Regions from separate parts of the Homo sapiens genome. Here region 1 is linked to region 2. Evidence: read pairs that join two places in POLR2A ChIA-PET (ENCODE). Cell type or tissue: MCF 10A. All regions are shown on one strand. Links, peaks and the distances in the headings refer to the core of each region. The heading gives the core; the rest is flanking DNA. Region 1 holds the start of PALM (paralemmin). Region 2 overlaps BSG (basigin (Ok blood group)).

What was found. ChIA-PET counts read pairs that join two places held together with the same protein. Peaks named below come from ENCODE experiments on the same cell type or tissue, not always from the same donor. Only the 100,000 strongest peaks of a DNase experiment are listed, where the experiment ranks them.
Region 1: POLR2A ChIA-PET joins it to region 2 with 5 read pairs; 6 of 35 experiments call an interaction of 5 or more read pairs at or near these places.

What each region holds. Positions count from the first base shown.
Region 1 is chr19:705,489-710,849 of GRCh38, reverse strand. It overlaps PALM (paralemmin), which reads right to left and starts at 1,915. Exons shown (of 9, transcript NM_002579.3): 1 at 1,699-1,915. The coding sequence starts at 1,703. RefSeq lists a silencer at 2,669-2,905 and an enhancer at 2,358-2,918. In MCF 10A, for the core only: no CTCF peak of the experiment used is centred there; a DNase peak (open chromatin) is centred at 3,139.
Region 2 is chr19:574,039-579,375 of GRCh38, reverse strand. BSG (basigin (Ok blood group)) reads right to left here. Exons shown (of 9, transcript NM_001728.4): 2 at 1,255-1,602. Among named protein-coding and RNA genes, the nearest start is that of BSG, 4.1 kb to the right of the region's middle. In MCF 10A, for the core only: no CTCF peak of the experiment used is centred there; DNase peaks (open chromatin) are centred at 3,025 and 4,335.

The DNA of each region.
Region 1 (5,361 bases), core at 225-5,224, 130 kb before region 2:
TCCTCGAATGGCGGCTCACAGCAGCCGGTTAACACTGGGTGCCTGTCCCATGTCTGCATCCCCAAAAGCAATGATGACCCAATGGGGGACCTGTGGGCCACCCTCTGACCCAGGACGGAGAAACCGTGGAGCAGAGCAGGAGGCACCGAGGCCCCCCGGCCCCAGGTGCTGTGTGATGGAGGGGGGGTGGGGGGGGGGCAGCAGCTCCTCTCTGGGCCTCAGTATCCCCCGTGGGAAAGGAAGGGGTGGCAGGAAGGAAACAATGGGCCCGACCCGGAGTGTTCGCTGACACCCCTCCTCTGGGAGGGAGATCTCCGTCGTCCTCCTAGGCAGCCCCCTCCCCACAGCCACACCCTGCCCAGGCCTGGCTGTCAGAGGCCCAGAGGCTCCTCCGGGGCCTGGCGAGCAGGGCAGATAAACAAGGCTGGGGGGTGGGGGTGTGGAGCAGGCAAGTCTGGGCCCTGGCTCCCCTGAGCCCCTGGCTGAGCTCCCGGGGCGGGGTGACGGGGAGAGGGGTCAGGCCTTTGTCTGGGTTTTCAAAAGCAGAGGACACTGGGTGTCTCGCTTTCCCAGGGAGGGAGGGAGGCAGCGGCCCCCACCCAGCCGCGGGCGTGGCGGGTCACGGGTGAATCCCCGGGGAAAGTTGGCGGCTTAGAAAACACGCCCAGTGGGAAGGGCAGGGGGCCACAGGCGGCCTCCAGATCCGGTCTTCGGTCCTCGGGCTGGGGTGGGGACCCGGGCCTCAGCAGGGCAGCTGGCTCCCCTGTCCTGAAGTGGGCAGGTGGGTGACCCCAGGAGGAGCCTCCTGACCCCTGCCCGTGCAGTGCCCACCTGTGGGAGTGAGGGGCAGAGGGGCACCCGAGCACCGGGAGGAGGGGACCGGTGTCCGAAATGACCACGCGCCCTCGCTCGGTGCCTCCACTGGCCACCCCCCCCCCACACACACAGGCGCAGCCATGCGGGGGTCCAGGGATCCCAGCCCAGGGCCAGCCCACTCCTGTAGCTACACCAGTGGAGCCCCAGCTCCGAGACACTTCCCCGAGAGGGTATCCCACCCAGGCGCCCCGCTGGAAAACGCCGGTTCCTCTCCCTTCTCACACACCCCAGAGACCCGGGAAGCCGAGGGCAGCCCCTCTCCCTCCAGCGGTAACTCGGGACCTGCGCAGTGGCGGGGGGCTCAGGACACCCCTGGAGGCCCTTGGGAAGGGCGGGGGTGGGGGGCACCGGCCCGCGCGCGCGTCCAGGGCGCCAGGAGCCGTGCGCTCAGACTGGGGCGGGGGAAGGGTGCGTGAGCGCGAGGCCGGACCGGTGCAATCTGGGGAGGGGTCGCTCCATCTCCCCGGGGCCACCCACAGGTGGCCGAGAGCCGAGGCTCGCCCTGGAGACGCGGGCGGGGCGCGGGCGGAGACGCGAGCCTCCCCCTCCCCGCGTCCTGGACTGGCCCGAGCCGCCGCTGCCCGGGTCCCCACGCGCCGGTGGGTGGGCAGCCGGGGTCCGGGAGCGGGGAGGCCTCCCGGCAGGCGCGGCCCAGCCCGAGTCTCTTCCCGGCTGCGCTGCGGCCCCAGCAGCCCCGCGCCGCCTCCTGCTCCTCGCGGGGGCAGCGACGCCCCCAATGGGGCGCGAGAGAGGGGGCCTCCCCCCTCCCCGGCTCCCGGAGCTCCGGGCCCCCAGCCCCGCGGCCCGAGCGCGCCTACTCACTCCATCTCCCCGCCGAGGTCCGGGTGGGTCCGCGGTGCCGGGCGGGGGCGGGCGCGGGTGGCGCGCGGGGGAGGGGAGGGGAGGGGGACGCGGCCTGGCGGGGGCCGGGGCGGGCTAAGGCCTGGCGGCCGGGGCTGCGCGGCGCGGGGGCGGCGGCACCGGCTCGGGCATCGCCCCGCGCAAAGCTGCTGTTTATTGTCCGGGCGGCGGCGGGCGCGGGGGGTGGGCTGGGCGCGCGCGTCTCCGGCGCGCTCCCCTCTCCCTCCCGCCCGCCCCGCTCCCCGCCCCGCTCCCCTCCCACCTCCCCGCGCTGCGAGCGGGCGCTGCGCCTCCTGCCGGCTGCGCCGCCGCCGCCCCCCGCCCCGCGCGCCCCGCCCCGGGGCACCCCTGAGAAGGGCCTAGGTCTGGGCGCGGTGCTGGGACCCGGCTGTCACCAAGTCCCGCCCCTCCCCAGCTCCTGGGCCAGAGCCGGGACCCTCGCGAAGTCAGACAAGCAAAGGCCTTTCTCGAGAGCCCAGACGCCGAGAGGGACACACATTTCAGGGCGAGCGAGGGGATAGGGGGGTCCTGGGGAGGCCGCTGCGAGGAGCTGACAGCTCCCTGCACCCCCGGCCCCGCTCGCAGGGTCCCCAGGCCTCCTTTGCCGGAGTATCTGGTGGAGGGCGCTGTGCCTGCAAAGGCCGGGGGTTGGGGTGGAGACAACCGCAGGTGCTGATCTGTCTGTGCCCTGGCTGGGAGCTGAGCCTGGTCCCCGGGGCTGGAATTTAATCGGCCCCAGGGCCCCCATGGCACACTCACTAAAGGCCCAGCGACCAGACGACCAGAGTGAGTGAGAGGGACGGTGGAGAATCAGGGAGAGCTCAGGCTTTGTCCTCAGAGCACTGGGGAGCCACAGCAGGAGACAGGCAGGACCTGTCTTCCCCAACATGTAGGCCTTGGGCCCAGCTTCCTGGTTTCCCGTGAGAACACTGCAGACCAGCCCCAGCACACCTACTCATGGGGGTCCAGGGTGGGCAGGAAGGAAAGATTCTTCCAAACTTCTTAGTTTTCTTATAAAACGGTTCTCCTCTGCCGATGTTTGCTGAATGGCTGTAGATTTAAAGGAAAGTAGCCCCGGATGAGCTGTGGAGAAAGATACGGCAGGATGTACCCCAGGCTGAAGAAGGCCGTCAACACCTTTTCTTTATTCCTCCCTTTTTACAATGAATGTGTATTCATTTTAGCATTTAAGACAATAAGATAAATTAGCAAAGGTTAACAAAGCTAAGATCCTAAAGAATATCAGGGGTCCCGGGTCTGTCTGATTCCCAGCTCACCCATCTCCAAGCTGTGTGACCCTGGGTCTGTTTCTCAACCTCTCGGAGCCTTATTCCCCCCCACCCCCCTGCCCCCACCCTTAAGGCTGTGGGAGGGTTAACTGAGTGAGCACACACAAAGGGCTTGGCACAGGGCCCAGCACACACTAGCTCAGGGTTTGGCAAACTTTTTCTGTAAAGGGCCAGAGAGTAAATATTTTCAGCATTGCAGGCCACAGTCTCTGCGGCAATGACTCTGCTCTGCCATCGCAGAGTGAAAGTAGCCAGAGACAATATGTAAAACCATGGGCATGGCTCTGTGCCCATAAAACTTTATTTACAAAAACAGGCAGTGGGCCAGAGCTTATCCCAGGGCCGTAGTGTACTGACCCCTGCACTAGGCACCCAATAAAACTTTATTTACAAAAACAGGCAGAGGGCCAGAGCTGATCCGAGGGCCGTAGTGTACTGACCCCTGCACTAGGCACCCAATAAAACTGACCTGTGAGTCGTTTCTTCACTTCCCCTTGGCCTCTGTGTTCTTTTAGTCCAAAGTGATTTATTGAACACCTACTGTGTGCCTGGCACCGTTAGTCACCTGTGATGCAGAAGTTCCATTTTTGCGGCCAGGCGCCGTGGCTCACGCCTATAATCCCAGCACTTTGGGAGGCTGAGGCTGGTGGATCACGAGGTCAAAAGTTTGAGACCAGGCCGGGCGCGGTGGCTCACGCCTGTAATCCCAGCACTTTGGGAGGCTGAGGCTGGTGGATCATGAGGTCAAAAGTTAGAGACCAGCCTGGCCAACATGGCAAAACCACTTCTTTTTTTGGCTGGGGTGGACGGAGTTTCGCTCTTGTTGCCCAGGCTGGAGTGCAATGGCGCGATCTCGGCTCACTGCAACCTCCGTCTACCAGGTTCAAGCAATTCTCCTGCCTCAGCCTCCCTAGTAGCTGGGATTACAGGTGTGAGCCACCACGCTCGGCCAGTGAAACTCCTTCTCTACTAAAAATACAAAACTTAGCTGGGCATGGTGGTGCGCGCCTGTAATCCCAGCTACTGGGGAGGCTGAGGCAGGAGAATGGCTGGAACCCGGGAGGCAGAAGTTGCAGTGAGCAGAGATCGCGCCACTGCACTCCAGCCTGGGTGACAGAACAAGACTCCATCTCAACAAAACAAAACAAAACAAAACAAAAAAGAAGTTCTGTCCTTGGAGAGACGGTGATTTTTGTCCCCTACATAAATGATTCAGGGTGAATGAAGTGACTGTTACATGTAATCCCAACACTTCAGGAGACTGAAGCAGGAGGATCACTTGAATCCAGGAGGTGAAGACCCTGGGCTACCTAGTGAGACTTCCATTTCTACAAAAAATTAAAAATTGGGCCGGGCACAGTGACTCACGCCTGTAATCCCAGCACTTTGGGAGGCTGAGGTGGGCAGATCACCTGAGCTCTGGAGTTCGAGATCAGCCTGAGCAACATGGAGAAACCCCGTCTCTACTAAAAATACAAAATTAGGCGGGCGTGGTGGTGCATGCCTGTAATCCCAGCTACTCCAGAGGCTGAGGCAGGAGAATCACTTGAACCTGGAAGGCGGAGGTTGCAGTGGGCCGAGATCGCACAATTGCACTCCAGCCTGGGCAACAAGAGCGAAACTCCATCTCAAAAAAAATAAAAAATAAAAAATAAAAATTAGCTGGGCACGGTGGTGTGTGCCTGTGGTCCCAGTTACTTGGGAGGCTAAGGTGGGAGGATCGCATGAGCCTGGGAGGTTGAGGCTACAGTGAGCCGTGATCATGCCACTGCACTCCAGCCTGGGCAACAGAGCCAGAACCTGGCTCAAAATAAAATAAATGATTCAGGGCCAGACACAGTGGCTCACACCTGTAATCCCAGCACTTTGGGAGGCTGAGAAGGGAGGATCACTTGAGCCCAGGAGTTTGAGACCAGTCTGGGCAACACAGAAAGACCCCATCTCTACAAATTTTTTTTTTTTTTTGAGACGGAGTCTCGCTGTCACCCAGGCTGGAGTGCAATGGTGCGATCTCGGCTCACTGCAAGCTCTGCCTCCCGGGTTCATGCCATTCTCCTGCCTCAGCCTCCCGAGTAGCTGGGCCTCCCAAAGTGCTGGGATTACAGGCATGAGCCACCGCACCTGGCCCAATTTTTTTTTTAAATACTGCTCCATCCAAGGAAAGGCCACCCCCGGATTCAAACCTCTGTCTGATCTCACCCCTCTGTGACTCCCCGGAGGGCTGGGAATGGGTCTGAGAAGCATCACAAGCTGCAGGGGCCAGACCCAGGCAGGGCGGTGGGACAGGCTGCCATCGGGGTCCTTCAAGATTTTAATTATAAGGAGGAAGAAGAGA
Region 2 (5,337 bases), core at 1-5,000:
GGCCCTTACGCCCCGAGGACCGGAGGCCCAAGGGGAACTTCTGGCCACGCCTCCGGGAAGGGAAGAGCCCAGCGCCTGCTGAGGAGGCCCCTTCGGGAAGGCACCCCCTTCGGGAAGGCACCCTTCGCTGGCAGCTGGCGGGCCCTGGGCTAAGGCGCTGGGAACCCAGAGGCCCCGCCTGGCGATGTTCCTGCCCAGAGACACACGAGGCTGGGACCAGGGTGTGGGGACAGACAAGGCACCCACCCACGTCCCTGAGCAGGGACCAGGGCATCGAGCTCTTGTAGCAGCCCCAGCACAAACTGGAAATTCTTTTCTAAAAACGTAGCCAGCTGGGCGCGGTGGTGGCCGGGCGCGGAGGCTCACGCCTGTAATCCCAGCACTTTGGGAGGCCAAGGCGGGTGGATCTCGAGGTCGGGAGATCGAGACCATCCTGGCTAACACGGTGAAACCCCGTCTCTTCTAAAAATACAAAAAATTAGCTGGGCATGTTGGCTCATGCCTGTAATCCCAGCTACTCAGGAGGCTGAGGCAGAAGAATCGCTTGAACCCGGGAGGCGGAAGTTGCAGTGAGCCGAGATTGTGCCACCACACTCCACCTGGGAACAGCAAGACTCCATCTCCAGGAAAAAAAAAAAAAATAGCCACAGCACCCCCGGCCAAGGCTCCCGTGCCCTTCTCTAGGAGGCACTCAGGTGGCCCCACATCCCCCCAGCCCCAGGCTGACGGCACTCCAGCAGTGCTGGGAGCACCCCGGTTCTTCTGCCAATCCCCAACCAAGCAAATCTCTTGGTTCTTGGTTAGTTTACAATATTCCCGCTAGGAATTGAAATTTGAAAATCCCTTAGAACGAGATGCTGCGAAGGACACAGAAGGTTCTGAGACCTGCAAGCCTGGGCTGAGCTTGGAGGGCCCCTCAGGCTTGCAGTATGGACGCTCAGGGAGGGAGCCGGGCAGGCGCCCGGGGAAGCAGAAACGACGGAACGGATGGCACGAGGGTCGAGGGGAGGACGAGGACCCACCTGCTGGAGGGCAGAGCCCTGCCTGCCCCGAGCCAGGCCGCCCAGCGCTGGTGGTCAGGCGGCGAGCCCACCCCCTTCAGGTCCGGGCCCCTCCGTCCAGGCGGTGGGCCCAACGGGGCACAGCGGGACGGAGAGGGGAGGAGGCGTCTGGGTTCTACTGAGCAGGAGCCGGGAGGCGAGCGGCACAGGAGGGAAACTGAGGGAGGCGGGGAGGGAGGTGCCCGCCACTCACGTTCCAGGACTAGCACGACTGCCTGGGCGCGGACCCACTTGACCCTGGGCGCCCGGGTCAGGTGGTTGCGATCCGGGTCGTTGCTGGCCCGGCACTCGTAAGTGCCCGTGTCCTCCTCCACGAGCGTGTCGATGGAGATGGTGCTGGCCGCGTGCTGGTGGTAGGTGGCGTGGATGTGGACGCGGTCCAGCCGGGCGCCGTCCCAGAGCTGGGAGCAGGTGTCGTTGGGACCCTGCCCTTCAAACCACCACTGGATCTCGGGCACCGGGCTGCCCACGGCCTCGCAGTGCAGCTCCACACTGCCCCCCACCCACCTCTGCTGGGACAGCGGCGCCTGGACGAAGCCGGCTGTGGGGAGAGCACGCGTGGGGTCTTGTTAGTGCCTGGGGCACTTGGGAGGGCAGCTCCTGGGGAAGGCCTCGCCCACAGGACTCCCAGCCAGGGCTGGTGGAGAAGCCACTTCCTTTCAGCTTGTGGGAGAGTGATGGGGCCCGGCTGGAAACAGCATGGCATGGGAAAGACCGTGGGCGTCCCGTCCACTGCTACCTCACGGCAGCCACGGCGGCTTCTGAGGGCACAACTGTGGGACCACACGTGGTTTCAAAACACAAAACACATGAAACTGGGCAGAAGAGCCAGGAGTCCTGAGCCCCGAGGGCTGCCCAGAGCTCAGGTCCCAAGCGCACCGTCCTCTGACTTCTGCCCGATACCCTGACCCCAGAGACCCGGGTGAGCTGCTGAGAAAAACAAACCCCAAAGCCCAAAGGGGCAGGCGGCCTCTGTCCAGAAGCCCCTAGCCCGGCTCCGTTAGGACAGCCCGTGGGTGGAAAGCTCGTGTCCTCAGCAATCTCTGAGGGCGGCGACCCAGAGAGAGGCGGATTTGGGAAGCTGGGAGCCAGGCAGGGCCTCAGGGCCTCTCACCTCCAGCCACACGCCTCCCCTTCCTTCGAAATGCAAGGGAAGGCCCCCAGAGCTGCCAAGGAGCACAGCAGAATCCACACAGAACCTCACACTGTGCCTAGCACTCGCCTGCCAGGAACAGCCCAGCCCAAGGGGAAGCGTGGGGAGTGCCTCCTCCCGCCAGGACCTTGCAGCCCTCCCCACAGCACCTTCTGAGGTCAGACTCCCCAGGCACCGCTACAACACACACACACACACAAGGACACACGTCTGCAAACACACACAACACATACACACGTGCATATGCGTGCACACGGCTCCGAGGCTGCGTGGCAGTGCACAGGTCACGGCCCCCAAGGCCACGGGGACAGGAATGTTCACGTCTGAGCACCTCAGGTGAGCTCTGGGCAGGCGCAGTTGACAAGTTTTGGCAGCGCCATTTTCTTTCTCCTCTTCTTCTTTTTTTTTTTTTTGAGACAGAGTCTCACTCTGTTCAGCAGTGGTGTAATCTCAGCTCACCGCAACCTCTGCCTCCCGGGTTCAAGCAATTCTCCTGCCTCAGCCTCCCAAGTAGCTGGGATTACAGGTGCCTGCCACCACACTCAGCTAATATTTTGTATTTTTAGTAGAGACGGGGTTTCACCATTTTGGCCAGGCTGGTATTGAACCCCTGACCTCGTGATCCACCCTCTTGGGCCTCCCAAAGTGCTGGGATTACAGGCGTGAGCCACCGCGCCTGGCTGGCAGTGCCATTTTCACAAAGGGATCTCCTCCTGGTAACCTACATTTCTTGGGAGTTAAGATTTCCCAGACTGCAACACTGGCAGCTATGTGCAGAGCTGGGCGAGGTGAGTCAGGGCAGGAAGCACAGCCAGAGGCTGCCCAGCTGGCAAGCTCCTTCCTGCCCTGCAGCAGCCCCTCTCCTCATCCTCCAGACCTGCAGGGCTGGGCTCCACATCCTCCTCACCCAGGGGTGCTAGGAGAGGGCTGGCCCCTGACTCACCTCACCCCACCTCCAGGCAGGGCAGGGCACACAGGAAAGTGAGGAGGACCAGGTGGGGCCCGCAGCCGAGCTGCCCCCAGCCACCTTTCCAGGAGTCCCGGGCTCCCAGGCGCCATCTGCACCGGTCCCGGTGCTCCCGCTGGGTCCGCCAGCTTCTCAGCGGGCAGCATCGCTCCCAAAGGGACCAAAAGGCTTTGGATGGAACAACCCTGTGTCCCTCCGGATGCTGATGATGCTGGTGTCTGTGTATTGACGTGTCACTGGGGGTGGGGGGGCGTCCGGAAGAGAAAGCCTCCATAGAGGCTCCTCGGGGACAATGCAGAGCGCCCCCACCCCACGGACCACCCCATCTCGCCCGCCGCACCAGGAGCCTCCACCCATGAGCAGCAGGAGGAGGGACGGCGCCTGACCCTCGGCCACAGCCCCAGAAAGGTTAGAATTCGATTCTGGCCACATGAGACGTAACCCATGTTCTCAAGTAAAGTCACCTTCATCTAAAAACAGCCTCCGCCTCCTTGCCCAGGGCTCAGGGCCAGGCAGGCCGCGTGGTACTTGTACACAAGCAGCCCCGCAGGATAAGGCTGCCCGCCCCCACCCGCCCTCCTCCCCACCCACCCCAGTGCTCAGACAGCAGCCAGCGAGAACAGCTCTGGGAAGCAGCCTCGGGCACCTCCCCCACCCACCCCCACCGGCCGCAGCCAGGCACTCCCACTCCTCTCATCTGAGGCTCGGGGGTGAAGCCCTCCACCCTCGGGACCCAGCTAGCACACCCCGGCCCTCCGGTCCCCGACAAGCCCACAGGAGACGCGGACGGCCAACCTTGGGCACTCACCCCACCCGGCTGTGCCCCACCAACCCGCAGACGCCCCTGAAGCAAGTTTCAGGAGAGGCAAACACAGTCACGAATTCACAGAGCAAACAGCAGTGTCCACCCCACACGGGCCAAGGCTGTGTTGCCCAGACCTTGTGGTCTTCACGAGTCAGTCCCCAGCAAAAGTGGGGTTTCTCACCACACACACACACGCGCACACACGGCTACACCGCTGCACGGCGGCGCTGCCAGCACTGCAGACTCCACCTGCTTCCCAGGCTGCAGGCAGCTCTGGCCAGTAAGCCCCAGGCTAAGCTTTCTGCTCAGAAGAAACCCTTCTCAGTCTCCTGCACAAATGCACAAAAGGAACAAAACTGTGAACCACCCTACCCAGCAGGGAGAGACCAAAGGTCTTTCACCCACTTGGCTGTCCAAATTAGCTCAATGTGGGAACCTCGTGCTGTGCTTGAAACCCAGTCAGGCCTGGCTGGGTTTCCACAGGGCTGGCGGGGGCGGCTTATCTTCCGCGCTCACCTCACCCATGGGCTCCTATCTGTGTCTCCCCAGAGAGCTGGCCGCAGTGCTGGGGCCAGGCCCTTGCCCAGGAGACATTCGATAAAGGGCCACTTTGGTTACCAGGAAGACGAAATCTCAGACGTAGGTCAGGAGTTAGCTGGCAAAGCCTCTGGAAGAAGGAGCCCCCTCCCCAGCCTCTGCCCAAGGCCCCCTACGGCTCAATGCCCAGGACAGAGGCTCGAAGCCCTTGCTCTTGACCCTTCAGGAGGCCAGACCCTCCAGCTCTGCACCTTGTTCCCAACACATCGGTCACAATAAATTTTTTTTTTGTTTTTTTTTGAGACGGGGTCTCGCTCTGTCGCCCAGGCTGGAGTGCAATGGCGCGATCTCGGCTCACTGCAAGCTCCGCCTCCCTGGTTCACACCATTCTCCTGCCTCAGACTCCCTAGCAGCTGGGACTACAGGCGCCCGCCACCACGCCAGGCTAATTTTTTGTATTTTTAGTAGAGACGGGGTTTCACCGTGTTAGCCACGATGGTCTTGATCTCTTGACCTCGTGATCCGCCCGCCTCGGCCTCCCAAAGTGCTGGGATTACAGGCGTGAGCCACCATGCCCGACCTCTTTTTTTTTTTTTTTTAAAGACAGAGTCTCCCTGTTACCCAGGCTGGAGTGCAGTGGCATGATATCAGCTCACTGCAACCTTCACCTCCCAGGTTCAAGCGATTCTCTTGCCTCAGCTTCCTGAGTGGCTGGGATTACAGGCGTGCGCCAACACGCCCAGCTAATTTTTGTATTTTTAGTAGAGATGGGGTTTCACCATGTTGGCCAGGCTGGTCTTGAACTCCTGACCTC